Linked DNA regions of Homo sapiens: regions 1 and 3 are each linked to region 2. A link is a contact called in ENCODE Hi-C or POLR2A ChIA-PET data. All regions are on one chromosome and are shown on one strand. Each heading gives the region's core, a stretch centred on a gene start or an enhancer-like site at or near the end of the contact. The rest is flanking DNA. Distances are from core to core; before and after follow the strand shown.

What was found. A loop is a pair of places that touch in the nucleus more often than their neighbours do. ChIA-PET counts read pairs that join two places held with the same protein, here RNA polymerase II (POLR2A). Pooled maps may share reads with other maps.
Region 1: a pooled map shows a loop between it and region 2 (9-fold over the local background). The contact joins the promoter of SDF2 here to the promoter of POLDIP2 in region 2. A Hi-C loop is called at or near these places in 1 of 37 single-sample maps with no recorded cell type and 13 of 50 pooled maps. POLR2A ChIA-PET finds 5 or more read pairs at or near these places in 3 of 52 experiments (HEK293, activated naive CD4-positive, alpha-beta T cell and naive thymus-derived CD8-positive, alpha-beta T cell).
Region 3: a loop to region 2 is called in a pooled map, with 5 times the contacts of the local background. The contact joins the promoter of RSKR here to the promoter of POLDIP2 in region 2. A Hi-C loop is called at or near these places in 2 of 50 pooled maps. POLR2A ChIA-PET finds 5 or more read pairs at or near these places in 4 of 52 experiments (HEK293T, HepG2, activated B cell and 1 more).

Annotation. Positions count from the first base shown.
Region 1 is chr17:28,658,527-28,663,294 of GRCh38, forward strand. SDF2 (stromal cell derived factor 2) reads right to left here and starts at 3,380. Exons shown (of 3, transcript NM_006923.4): 1 at 3,200-3,380. The coding sequence starts at 3,350. It overlaps SUPT6H (SPT6 homolog, histone chaperone and transcription elongation factor), which reads left to right and starts at 3,679. Exons shown (of 37, transcript NM_003170.5): 1 at 3,679-3,816. RefSeq lists enhancers at 3,067-4,266, 3,628-3,697, 3,795-4,469.
Region 2 is chr17:28,354,270-28,358,776 of GRCh38, forward strand. It overlaps POLDIP2 (DNA polymerase delta interacting protein 2), which reads right to left and starts at 3,258. Exons shown (of 11, transcript NM_015584.5): 1 at 3,019-3,258; 2 at 1,526-1,607; 3 at 219-316. The coding sequence starts at 3,179. VMA12 (vacuolar ATPase assembly factor VMA12) reads left to right here and starts at 3,378. Exons shown (of 6, transcript NM_152464.3): 1 at 3,378-3,612. The coding sequence starts at 3,402. RefSeq lists enhancers at 2,658-3,423, 3,536-3,635 and a silencer at 2,956-3,345.
Region 3 is chr17:28,611,794-28,616,106 of GRCh38, forward strand. It overlaps RSKR (ribosomal protein S6 kinase related), which reads right to left and starts at 2,392. Exons shown (of 12, transcript NM_001174103.2): 1 at 2,294-2,392; 2 at 1,647-1,895; 3 at 1,469-1,552; 4 at 1,285-1,353; 5 at 825-894; 6 at 469-573; 7 at 251-291; 8 at 1-2. The coding sequence starts at 2,368. It overlaps BLTP2 (bridge-like lipid transfer protein family member 2), which reads right to left. Exons shown (of 39, transcript NM_014680.5): 37 at 4,303-4,313; 38 at 3,871-4,005; 39 at 2,653-3,453. The coding sequence ends at 3,271. The region is part of intron 2 of SPAG5-AS1 (SPAG5 antisense RNA 1); the gene reads left to right. RefSeq lists an enhancer at 1-756.

The sequences.
Region 1 (4,768 bases), core at 2,130-4,629, 300 kb after region 2:
AACCCTGAGTTGACACAGCACACGTTTCAGAGAGCACGGGGTTGGGGGTAAGGTTATAGATTAACAGCATCCCAAAGCTGAAGAATTTTTCTTAGTACAGAACAAAATGGAGTCTCCTATGTCTACTTCTTTCTACACAGACACAGTAACAATCTGATCTCTCTTTCTTTTCCCCACATTTCCCCCTTTTCTTTTCGACAAAACCGCCATCGTCATCATGGCCCATTCTCGATGGTCGCTGTCTCTTCGGTGCTGTTGGGTACACCTGCAGAAAGGCTGTCACTTCACACTTGGAAGACTGCACAGCGGCCAGGCAGAGGCGCTCCTCACTTCCCAGACGGGGCGGCCGGGCAGAGGCACTCCTCACTTCCCAGACAGGGTGGCCGGGCAGAGGAGCTCCTCACTTAACAGACTGGGTGGCCGGGCAGAGGCGCTCCTCACATCCCAGACGATGGGAGGCCGGACAGAGGCGCTCCTCCCCTCCCAGACGGGGCGGCCGTGCAGAGGCGCTCCTCACTTCCTAGATGGGACAGCCAGGCAGAGGTGCTCCTCAACTCCCAGACGAAGGGCGGCCGGGCAGAGGCGCTCCTCACATCCCAGACAATGGGCGGCCGGGCAGAGGCGCTCCTCACTTCCCAGACAGGGTGGCGGCCGGGCAGAGGCGCTCCTCACATCCCAGACGGGGTGGCGGCCAGGCAGAGGCGCTCCCCACTTCCCAGACGGGGCGGCTGGGCAGAGGCGCTCCCCACTTCCCAGACGGGGCAGCCGGGCAGAGGCGCTCCCCACTTCCCAGACAGGGCGGCCGGGCAGAGGCGCTCCCCACTTCCCAGACGGGGCAGCCGGGCAGAGGCGCTCCCCACTTCCCAGATGGGGTGGCGGCCGGGCAGAGGCGCTCCTCACATCCCAGACAGGGCGGCCAGGTGCTCCCCACTTCCCAGATGGGGTGGCCGGGCAGAGGTGCTCCTCACCTCCCAGATAATGGGCAGCCCACTTCCCAGATGGGGTGGCAGCCGGGCAAAGGCACTCCTCACATCCCAGATGGCGCGGCCGGGCAGAGGCGCTCCTCACTTCCCAGACGGGGCGGCCAGGCAGAGGCGCTCCTCACTTCCTAGACAGGGCGGCCAGGCAGAGACGCTCCTCACATCCCAGACAGGGTGATGGCCGGGCAGAGGTGCTCCTCACTTCCCAGACGGGGTGGCGGCCGGGCAGAGGCCCTCCTCATATCCCAGACGGGGCGGCCAGGCAGAGGCGCTCCTCACATCCCAGACGATGGGCGGCCAGGCAGAGACGCTCCTCACTTCCTAGACGGGGTGGCGGCCGGGCAGAGGCTGTACTCTTAGCACTTTGGGAGGCCAAGGCAGGCGGCTGGGAGGTGGAAGTTGTAGTGAGCCAAGATCACACCACTGCACTCCAGCCTGGGCAACACTGAGCACTGAGTGAGCAAGACTCCATCTGCAATCCCAGCACCTCGGGAGGCTGAGGCAGGCAGATCACTCGAGGTCAGGAGCTGGAGACCAGCCCAGCCAACACGGCGAAACCCCGTCTCCACCAAAAATACGAAAACCAGTCAGGCATGGCGGCGTGTGCCTGCAATCCCAGGCACTCGGCAGGCCGTGGCAGGAGAATCACGGGAGCCCCAGGCAGGGAGGTTGCAGCGAGCCGAGATCACGGCAGTACAGTCCAGCCTCGGCAACAGAGGGAGACCGTGGAAAGAGAGAAGAGACAAGAGAGGGAGACGGAGAGGGCTACCTGTAGTTCTTAAACAATTGTTGAGGGTCAGGACAAAAGCATTTGTATTTTTAACAAGTTTCTCCAGTTATTCAAATTAATCCCAGATAGAGAATCACAGTTCATTCTGGGCAATTTCATCTACAACCCTGACATCTTCAACCACAGTCTGTACAAGATGTTATATTTAATGTTGTATCTCAGGCTCAGCACAGATCCCTTTTCTGAGCTCCGGACTGAACCTGGTTCCCAAATCTGGCTGTCCATCAGAACCACCTGAAGAGCTTTTTAAACCTACAGATTGCTACTGCCAAGCCTCTGTCCACCTCCACTCTAATTCAGTAGATCCAAAGTAGGAAACCAAAACAAAGTAAAAAATAAGCCTGACAACATGGTAGGTGTTCACTGAATGGGTGCTAGAATTATTAAGACATCGCAGTGATGATAACTCATGTCCTTGCCTAGTCTGACTGATCAGATGGGTTTTGGGAATCATGAACCAGACTAGCCCACCTGACAGAACTCTTTCCTCCCTCAGCAAACAGCATCATCAGTCATTCAAGACAAAAATCTACCAGCTATCTTAGATGCCTCTCACATCTCACTAGCTGACCTTCATTCTTTTTTTTTAACTTTATCTTTTTTTTTCAGGCAGATAAGACTTTCTTTTTTTAGTCTGTTTTTATTATATTGTAATTTTCTTGACTGATTATCACCACCGAATCTCCTGTATGTAGTACAATTCTAGCCATGTAGTAGGAACTCATTAAGACCTATGCTGAATGAATCCACAAATAATTTATTACTAAACATTTTAATTTCAAACGCTAAAAAAAAAAAAAAAAAAAAGCAGTTTTCTCTGCAATTCCTGTCACTGCTCCAAGTTTCTTACAAGAAGGAGGTTAAGGTTTGGGTAGAAGGGGGCCAAAGATGGAAACTGAGGAGCAAGTGTAAGATGCAGAAGAGCTGGAAGACAAAGGGTTGTAGTCAACGAGTGAGCTCTTGGAGTTTAAAGTTTCACAGACAGTACTTACTGTAACTTTAAAATTTCAGACACAGCACTTACTGTAATTTTCTTGTCTCTAAAGCAGGCTTTGAACCTGGATAGATTTGGATAGAACCCCGACTTTGTCATTTGCTAACTGCAAGGCTTTGAATAAACGATTTAATTTCTCTGCGTCTGTTTCCTCATCTGTGAAATGAGGATAACAATACTGTCCACCTTACAACAATGTTAATAATCGGAAAAAGGACATAGGTAACGTGCCTGGCCTGTAGCTCACCAAATATTAGGTGGTGTTGCGATTAAGATGCCTTAGAACAATTCAGTTCTCCGACTCTCTAGACCTGAGGAACCTTCCCAGGGAACCCCTAACTTTCCCAGACCACACTGTCAGATATTCTATAGGCCCCGCCCCTCCAGAGCCTCCGAGTCCTCCCTAGCCCACCCGAGCCCGGTCCCCAGCATTACCTGACCCATAGCGCACGTCGTGTGAGTGCAGTCGGACGTTGTGGCGCGTATTGAGTAGCTTCACCACGGAGCCGCAAGTAACGACACCCAGGCTGGACGCTCCCACAGCGCTCCACAAACCCCCCAACAACAGCAGAGGTACTACAGCCATCCTAACTGTATCGCGGAGCCCCAAATCTTCGAAGAAAACTCGGCCCCTCCCCGGAACCGGAAGCTAATGGCGAAACCACGGAGAGAAGGAAGTGAAGAAGCCCGAGTCTGATCTTTATGGTTTATTTGACTAGAGCGGCCTGAGAAACCGGCTGAGCCTGGTTACTTACGATACTCTCGCTCTGTTCCAGGGGCTCAGTGACAGCTGCCTTCCTGAGCCGCTTCGGTTACCTTTCGCACCCACGAGACGAAAGCTTCCGAGAGCGGGAGAGAGAACAAGAAATGGCCCGCCCACTCCCGGTGACAGGGAGCCGGAAATGACGTAGCACGTTGACGCAGCAGCGGCGGCGGTGGCGGCGGAGGGGCCGTGCGGTGGGTCCGTACTATCTTTTCCCAGTCTCGGTTCGACGACTCCATTTTCCTCGGTGGGGGCTTAGCGCACTGGAGGAGCGGCGGGCTTCAGACAGGTAAAGTTCCGACTGGAGAGCGTGTTTCTCGCAGGAGTCAGGTGGGGAACCGGGCTCCTAGGGCCTGGTCACGTAAGGGAAGAGGCAGTGGGGAGCCGTATGCGGGAAGAAGGGGGAGCCTGGCCTTCCCTGCTCTATGGGGGGAAGGGGGAGGAAAGCGCTGTAGTTGCTCAGAGTCCGAAAGCTTTTCCCAGCCCAGTGACACCCGGAACCCGTGAATCGGGTGGCACGTTGAATCAACAGGCTTCCTGGCATCCCGTCCTTCTCTCCGCAGGTTTTTAAAACTGGGCCACGCAAAAGGATTGGGGATGGAAGGGACCTGGGGCTTCTGAGCCAGGATCAGGTGATCGAGTTGTTTGTTCTGGGGATATGAATCCTGTGGAGCTTTCAGCAGCTCGGCCATCAGGCTAGAGGGCGATGCCAAATTCCAGCTCTTTACATATTGCTGAATAATACAAATAGAACTTTTTGTAGATGGTTGCATCCTTCATCCCTTTCTAAAGATCGAAGGTCTTGTAGAAGTCCTAAAGCCCGTCCATTCTCTATAGATTCATTTCCTCAAACGTTTGCCAGAGGCCTATCATGAACATCAAAATTAGTTATTAAGTCAAAACTCCATCTTCTAGTTTCTACCTTTCTCCTCAGGCACTCCTTTGAACCAGCTGGAGAAGTTAATTTTCCTGGGTTGTTGCAAGAACTGATACTTATTTCAGAGGGCTAAGATCTCTGAAAATACTTCCGTGGAAATTCACTGTAATATCAAAAGTAACAAGGGTGTATGAAGCTACATCATTAATGAGCATTAGGGAGTGTAAACAATATTGAATTTGATTAATTTCTTCGGAAAAATGTCTGGTTCCACTGTTTATCTGGAAGTTACCAGTTTGTAAGTCTTCAGTGTTTTGATTACAGAAACATAACTGCTCTTCCATCAGCTGTGAATTTAGAGCCC
Region 2 (4,507 bases), core at 2,008-4,507:
CTTAGGAAAGCATTCTGAGGAGGCCTAAAGGGACTCTCTGACTTAGACTATCCCTGGCACTCAGCACTTTTGTCTCCATGGGTCTTAGTCCCAGAGAAGTACTCTGGGGATGTTTCCAAGGCCTAGGAGGACGCTGTCTTCACCCCTAGTACCCCAATTACATATGTCTGCCATCTCCTCCTGAGGATACTGTGAGGCACAACCACAGGGAAACTTACTTTTCTGGAGCTGCAGAAGCCACATCCCGGTCATACAGTCTGGCCTGCCAGGGAAACAGGACGACACCTCGGTAGCCAAAAATGCTATGAAGGAAAAGCTGGAAGGAAAGAGGGGCCTCAGTGAGTCTGCAGTCCAGCAAATCCATCCAGGTGGGCCCCAGACCACAAAGCAACACAGGTGGAGGCAACTCCAGCACAAGGTCTTGCTACCTCTTCCCTTGAAGTCTGTGATCAACCAGACCAATGCTGGAACACTCTTATTTCTTCTTTACCTGGCTGACTCTACTCATCCTTTAGGTAAAAGCTTAGGCCTCCAGGAAGCCTTCCCTGACCTCCCTTCCACTTAGCACAATGTACAGCTATTGGCCATTTGCAAATCGTTCTTTTCTAGACTAGAAACTCCACAATAGCAGGAATCATGTCTACTTTGCTTTCTGATTTAACCCTAATGCACAATGCCTAGTCCATTGTAGGCACACAGAAAAATAAAATGTTGAACAAACAAAAAGTCTTCCTTACCTACAATATCCTAGAAGGGCCTAAATCTATCCCAGTGGACCCAGAACAAAGCTGATATAGAAAAAGAACCACACATCCAGAGTTTACCACACTGAAGTCAATTTTATTACGGCAAAGCATCAAAGGTATACTTTTCTGAAAGCTCCCTCCACGGCTTCCCACCATCCACTATGTTAGAGAAATCTTCAGCAACTTGGCTAAACCTCACTATAGTCCACACCATCCCTGTCCACATTAACTTGGAAAGAGAACCCACTGACACATTAAGTGCATTCAAATCCAGGAGAACAGAAACCCTATCTATAAAAATTTGATTCTGGGCTGGGTGCGGTGGCTCACGCCAGTAATCCCAGGACTTTGGGAGGCCAAGGCAGGTGGATCACCTGAGGTCGGGAGCTCGAGACCAGCCTGACCAACATGGAGAAACCGCATCTCCACTAAAAGTACAAAATTAGCCAAGTGTGGTGGCGCATGCTTGTAATCCCAGCTACTAGGGAGGCTGAGGTAGGAGAACTGCTTAAACCCAGGAGGTGGAGCTTGCAGTGAGCCGAGACCATGCCATTGCACTCCAGCCTGGGCAACAAGACTGAAACTCCGTCTCACAAAAAATAAATAAATAAAATAAATAAATAAAATAAAAAATGAATACAAATTTGATTCTGGAATGGCACCAAACATCAAGGTGGAATGAATGGAACACCATACCATGCAGGCCTGTGACCTAATCTGACTTTTTTCAGAAGCAGAGCACTCTATGAAAATGAAAGATGACCCAGCCCAATACTCACCTGCCCGGTCTCATATTTTCCATTCTGTTTTGGCACCTCAAACACACCAACTGTCTCCAACACTTTGCCCTCTGGTCGGTTTCTGAGTAGGAAGGAAAAGAACAAGCAACAGAAAAGCTGAGAAGGTAATGGTAGTTATCCATAAGAAAAAGCTCCTAGGATACTGAGGGGCCAGGGCGATGACAGCAGAGAAGGGTTTGGGGTAGTGGGACCAGCTGGAGCAGGAAAGGCTTTCCTCCTCCTTGGTGAAAACCTCCACAGTCTCCCAGTGTTAGATGTGACCGCTCCCATACTACTGTCTTCTCTCTTCACTGGGCATTCTTCATATCATGCCCTCACACTCTGCTCAAATGTACCCCTGCCCTTGTTTCTTCCCTAACCCACCCTCCTGACCTCCCACAGCACTTTAACTGTCTTGCTCACTTTTTCAATTTTTTTAGAAGGGGAGTATCTTTTTTTCTTCTTTTCTTACATTTTCTATATCACAAGTCATCAAACAATATCCTGCTCCCTTTACATTTCAGTTGTGTCCATGTCTTATCTTTATTAAATACTGTAAATTCCCTGGGAGCAATGCCTGAGTCTGATTAGCTGGTACTGCCCCCTCAGAGCCTAGTGTACAAGAGGTGCTCAAAAAATATTTGTCCTGTATTATAATTCCATGTCCATCTCCCCCTCTAACCTGTAGCCCTTACATTGCCCTTGAAAAGCTTAAACATCTCTAGATTTCCTACGGCACATCGCTCTCTCAATACCGTTTTTGTTCATATTCTCACAGGGGTCTTAAATTGCAAATAGCTATCATCTCTCCCCAATGTTCAGTGTCTAATATCAGCCACTAAAATGTCAGTCACCACTCTGAACAGGGCTGCTCTTTCTAGGGGCCCTTCAAATAAAGGCTGTTTTTACTGTTTTGAAGATGTGAACTTTATGCTTCCTCCCACTGATCCACCAGCCCATTTGATCCGCCTGTCCCATCCGTGGAAACAGTTTCCACACCATCCCCATGGCCTCAAACCCCCTTCCCCAAGTCACAGATAGAAAATCGATCTCCCCAAAGTCACTTGGAAACCTGGGGCCTACGAGGGTCCACACCCAAGAGTCTCGTTTCCCACCTCTAGCATCTTTCTGAGGCAGACCTTCACCAAATCCAAAGGCTGAGGGTTCAAGCCAATGCCCTAGGGCTGAATTAAAAAGCTTCCCTCTGACATCGGTGCTGGGGACCCCAGCCGGGGAAGTAGGATTCACTTGGGGAGGGTAACCTGTTCCCCCCCAGGGCCAGCCCTGTACAACCAGGGCTCTGGGCCGCGCTGGCTTCCCTGCTCCTGGCACATGTCCCAGACAGCGCAGGTCGGCTCCCTGCTCGGGACCCTCTCCCGGGTCAAACTCCAGTCACCCTCAGCAGGCCCGGGCCCCTGGCCTCCGCACTGGCTAGGAACACGCTCTCTGGGCTCCAGGCCCAGTTCCTCGCGCCCCCTGGCTCCGTCCCTCACCGGGACGAGAGGTGCCTCCGCGTCGTCGTGGTCGACGCTGGCGAGAAGGCTCCAGCTCCGGCCGCCGCACAGAGCGGCCTTGGCCACCGGGCCCCAGTCAGCGACCGGGACCACCAGCGGCTGCCCACGGCCAGGGCCCGCCGGGCTGTACAGGCTGCCATGTCCCGCCCGAGCGCCCGCCCGGCTGCTGACACAGAGCCCGACCCGCGGCCGGGCGGCGTTCCGCCCCAGTCCCACACTGCCCCGCGCGGCGTCCCGGCCCTCTTGGCCCGCCTGGTCCCACCCCGGAGCTCAGAGCAACTTCCGGTGCGCTTAGCGTTACTTCCGGCGCGCGGCGGGCGGAAGTCCGGGTTGGGGTCACCTGACCGGAGAGCCGGCTAGATATGGCGTCCTCTTTGCTTGCGGGCGAGCGATTGGTGCGTGCTTTGGGCCCCGGCGGGGAGCTGGAGCCAGAGCGGCTACCCCGAAAGCTGCGGGCCGAGCTTGAGGCCGCGCTGGGGAAGAAGCACAAGGGCGGTGATAGCTCCAGTGGCCCCCAACGCTTGGTTTCTTTCCGTCTCATCCGGGATCTGCACCAGCATCTGAGAGAAAGGGGTGAGCCCCAGTCTCCAGTCCGGGGTCCCCTCCTTGTGTCCAGATCGATTCCCTCCTGAGGTCTTTTCCCATCATTCCCCTTCTTCTACGGAGCACTCATCTAGACAAGTCAAGAGTCACTCCATAAATCCCAGGGCCACCCACTTTCTTAACTCCCATGGGAATTTCTCGTGGATGACAAATTTGCTTGTGCAGTTTCTGCTCTTTTGAGAGCCCCCTCTTCACTTCCAGGCACACCTAGGCCCAATTCACCCTTGAGAAAGTCTAGGTTTTTACCAAATACAAATATCACAGGTTTTGTCTCTTCTTTTTCTCCACTTTAGGAATCAGCTTAGCATAGTGAGCTTGTAGGAATCCGGATTTCTTTCCACCTCAAAAGCAAGAGTGGTGAAATCTGATACTTTGTTTTGTTTGTTTGTTTTTTTAATATAGGATGGCAAAAGCTGTGTTGAAAGATCTGGCCTGAGAGTAGCATGTGAGTTCCAGTCCTAGCTCTGTCACTAATCCTTTGAAGGAGTCATTTCTCCTCGCTGGGCCTCAGTTCCCTTATGTGTAAAGGGAAGGAACAGGACAAACTAGCACATAAGGTATTTTGCCAGAAGTAACATAGACCAGCCAGAAGTGCAAAGGGTAGACTGCTCAATTATTAGAACTAGAAAGGACCTTAGAAAGAGATTGCCTAGTATTAGTGTCCTCTGAGCATTTAGCATCACTATGACCTAAACTTATTTAGGGAAGAGCTGTTGTGGCCACAGAACTGATCTAACCCAAAGGCACAAGTAAATGGCTTACTTGTTAGTTATAACACTGGCAGGATAATTGAGAGCTGACAGCTAAAGTCACCTGCGCAGCACTGGGAGATACCTACATGGAATTATCCAAAATTCTTTTCAAT
Region 3 (4,313 bases), core at 1,142-3,641, 260 kb after region 2:
ATCTGAAAGATCACAGGTGAGAAGTAATTCTTCCTCTTCCTTTCAACTCTCTTTCATCATGTATACACCCCAGCTGAAGGTGATGCCCTACTCAGCACTCAAATCTATACTCAGAGAGCCCTTCCCCAAATCCTTGGCACCCATGGGGGCCCCAATGTCTACAGTTCTCAGCTCCCTAACTTCTTGGACTTGTTGGCACTTCTTATTGAGACTCTTTCTCAGACAAAGGGAAAAAAGCACTTAACTCTACCTTCACATCTCGATGCATGATGCCCAAGTCATGGAGATAACCTGTGGATAACAAGTATGGGGTATGCTGCAGCTTTTCTGTCCTTTCCAGTTTCCCTAGTAGCCCTCATCCCATCCCTATCCTATTCTTTAACTTCCATTATTAATATTAATTTTTTACTCTCCTTCTTCCGAACTTAAATCTTCCCTCCCCATTTCCTTTACCACTGTTTCACTTACACAGTACCAGCACCAACTCGGCAGCAAAGAGACGGATGGAAGCCTCAGGAAAGCAGCCAACAGCCGACCAAAGGGAGTACAGATCTGTGCTGCAGTAGCTACACACTGCAAAGCCAGTGTGGAGCTACATACATTGCCAGAAGTCTAGGCAATGTTTGGGAGCTGCAATGCCTGGGCTCAAGGCATTGTAGGCCTCCTGCCCAAACTGATACCACCTGCTGTTCCCCTCCCTTTGGGACAGAGAGGTGCCATGAGAAGGGGGACAGAGCAAAGGCAGAACAAGCCAAAGAGGTAATCTCAGGTGGGGAACATGGTACAAAGACCCTGGGGGATGAGGAGAGAGTCCAGTCACTCACTAATGAAAAGGTGCCGTTTTCCCTGCCAGCTGTCCCCCAAGCTGTGTACAAAGGGATGGTTGATCTGTCGCTAGGAACAAAGAAAACAGGAAGTTAGGGAGGAACAGGGTCATTGAGAATAAAGGCAGCTGAGAAATCAGGTTTTACCCAGATGTGCAGAGGGGGAACTGCTGCCTCACCTCTCAGTTCAGAGGAACTCAATATTTGGAACTGACTATCTGGTAATCCTAGAACCAGCAAATACTAAGGAATACACTGGGACATGCTTCAGAGATTTCCCTAGTAGGACATGGGAAAACTGTGTTGAGAGCTGATACTTTTCCCAGGATCTACTTTAGTGTTAAACTAGGCTGAAGCAGATGGATGAGGCAGAACCAGGAAAAGAAGGTGGGCAAGAAAGGTACTTTCCCTACCTGTGGCCTAGCTCTTCCCACAATCCTTTCCAGGACTCTGTGCATACCTGGATGCTAACCTCCTCTTTGCACTGCCTCACGGTATCCCTCTGTAGGACCTTTACCTTGGGCACCACCTATAAAAGGAGAGTAGTGATGACTCATAGATAGTGCTATTGAATTGTTTATTCCTCCCAACCTCTCTGGAATCAAGATTGGAAACAGAGACTAATGTGGTATCTACGCCCCTACCTTCACTGCAAATACAGCTTTCTGGGTGCAATCTAGCACCTTGAGGACAGTTCCAAAGGAGCCTTTAGCCACGAGGCCTAAAATCTGTACAGAGGAATGGAGAACAGGCCAGTTGAGACTGGTCATTTTTAACTTCTCCCAAAGACTGAGACCCCACTCAGGGATTCCACTGACTTACCTTCAGCTGCTGCTGCCCCCTAATGGGCCTAATGGGAAACTCTGGTAGAAAGAGGTTGATGAACTGAGGCACTGGCCACTCTGGCAGAGGCTTCTCTACCAGTACTGGGGCTGGCTTTAGGGATTCCTGGTGCAGATAGTGGTGCCCCCGTAGTTCCCAGAGTTCTTCCAGATCTGACCTGATGGTTCCCAAACCTGTCCAGAGGCTCTTCCAGCCTCGGGCCCAGGGACCCCGGATGTTGCCACCCTGCTGAGAACCAAGGGAGCCACTCTAAACTTTCTGCTCCTGAGGCATAGCAGGTTCCACCCATCTTACTAGGCACTCCCTCCCCTTAAGTCTCAACCCCTAGAGGTACATTTTTGAGCATGAGGCAAAATTCCCATTACCCTTGCTTTGTGCTAAGCCCCAGATTTCCTGGGCACAATTCAAATCCTCTAGGAAAATAATTGTTGGACATTTTCACCATGACGCATTAAGAGTACAGCCTGCACCTCAGTATTGGGCTGTGATGCTTTCATAGTACAGCCTCCCTGCCCCACCCCCACATTGGGTAATCACTTCCATGCTCCTAACCAGGAACTTCCCAGGACTCAAGCCCATGTCTCCCTCTCCTCCCCTCAGTAGGCTGCCAGAGCCCCACAGCCTACCTTGTGAGGGACAGCCACCCGGGTGTGTTCCCCCTGCTGGGTGTGCTGCCCCTGCCGACAGCTTACTGCTCCCATTCCCAGCCTCTGCCTCCTCTCTCTGCTAAATCTGCTGTCCCAGTTATATAAGCAATTCCTCTCCCTGATGCTGCGTGACACGAGCCCCGCCTCTTCCAGTCTGCAGAAACCCATCAGCATGGGGCCAGAGTCACACTAGGACTAGAAATTTCTGTGATACAGCTTCAGGGCAGAGGAAGGAAGGGGCCACCCTCAGAGTGGCAGCTGCAGGATGTTCTGGGTTGATGAGGGAGGAATACACAGATTGAATGCATGCACTCAACACACACACACAAAAATGAGCATCAAATTTAAAATATCTTTTTTTTTCTCTTTAAATCATTTTGCCATTCTCCAGGGTATATCCTACGGGGAAGGGTAGGGGACCCATGGCCAGCCCTGGCTCCTACTGCCATCCTCCCAAGTGAACTTAGCACAGAGACTGGGGAGGGGTTGACCCCCACTCCAGAACACCAATACCTCTTTCAAACATGACAGTGGAGTGAGGATCAGAGGATCAGCCCCCTCCCGTTTCCTGGCACAGAGGAAGGACAGTTACACTTAGAAATATATATATAATATATATATATTTATATATGTCTATAAAAATTTATCACACTTGATCAGGACTATCCCCCTACCCTTTCACTTGACCCCAAGGGAATAGGGTCCTGCCCTGGGCCCATTCCCTGGGTCTTGCTCTCTTGTTGCCTCTCTGGCCCTGAGCCTGATCAGTGTGAGACAGAACTCAGCATTACTGTCCACCATGCCCTGCAGCGAACAGACCAGGTGCTGAAGAGTGATGCCTATGGGCTCTGACACCCACAAATCCTCGTGGATAACGGGAAGCCCCTCCCACCCCACAAGTCCCTGGAGCCTGAGCCAGAGTCAGATCCTGTACTGCAGCCACTCGAATCGCCAAATCATTTGCGCCTGCCAAAGATGGACTTCTTGCCAGGGTTCTTGTCGCCCACACTTAAACCAATGAGGAGCCGGGCTTTCTCCTCCTCTTCCTGCTGTTGCATGTTCAGGTCCGATTTAGTTTCTAGCTTTCCCCGGACCTCAGAGCCTGTTGCAGACTTCAGCCTTAGCTTCTCTTTGATTACCTGGCAGATTGGAGAGGAGTAAAAGAAAATGTAAATATTAGTGGGCAGGCAGAATAAATCAAAATGAACCAAGACAATAAAGATTTATTAAACACATCCAAGGCACAATGGGGCAATTCACATACAATGGTCTCTGCTTTCAAGAAGCTTACAGTCTAATTATAACCCCTTCTAAACTTTAGGTTGTGTTAGCTCTCAGTTCCCTAAAATCAATGGTGCTATACGAAACACTCAGTAAACACTGAATTTAATAATCTGAGTGAGGTCATGGAGAGGGTAGGCATAGAAGCCACTCACTTCATGCACCTGCCCCTTCCCAAGGATATTTATTCATGGATTCTAAAATGAAAGGCTCCTGAAAAGAGGATCTGCCTGCCAGCCCCATTAGCCAAACAGCCATGAGCCCTGGCGGGATACCTGGGCAACCAGGGCTTTGCGGCTGTCCCTTTTGACAGCCATGGCAAAGTCTAGCCATGTCCATGTGTTGTTGTGGTACTCCAGACAGGGCAGCACCAGGTTAAGGTCACCCCAGTCCACACTGTTCTTCTCACCCTGTAAGAGGAGGGGGAGGGGAAAGAAAAAAAGAGGGGTGGGGAATACATCAGCTGCCATTTTGAGTCCCAGCCAGCCACTTGAGTGCCAAGTCCTACAATAGTAACCTACAGATACTGATTTCCCCTTACCTCAGCCTCGTAATGATGCTGACTCTTGAGGGGAGCAGAGGGAACAGCAGATTTATCACCCACAGCTCAGCATCACAAACAACCTAGCTGTCTCCCTGTATAGAATCTCTGATCTTATCTGGTTCCCTTCCCACCCTGTTCTACAAAGTGCTTGAGAGGTGCAGACCTTGTAGCTGA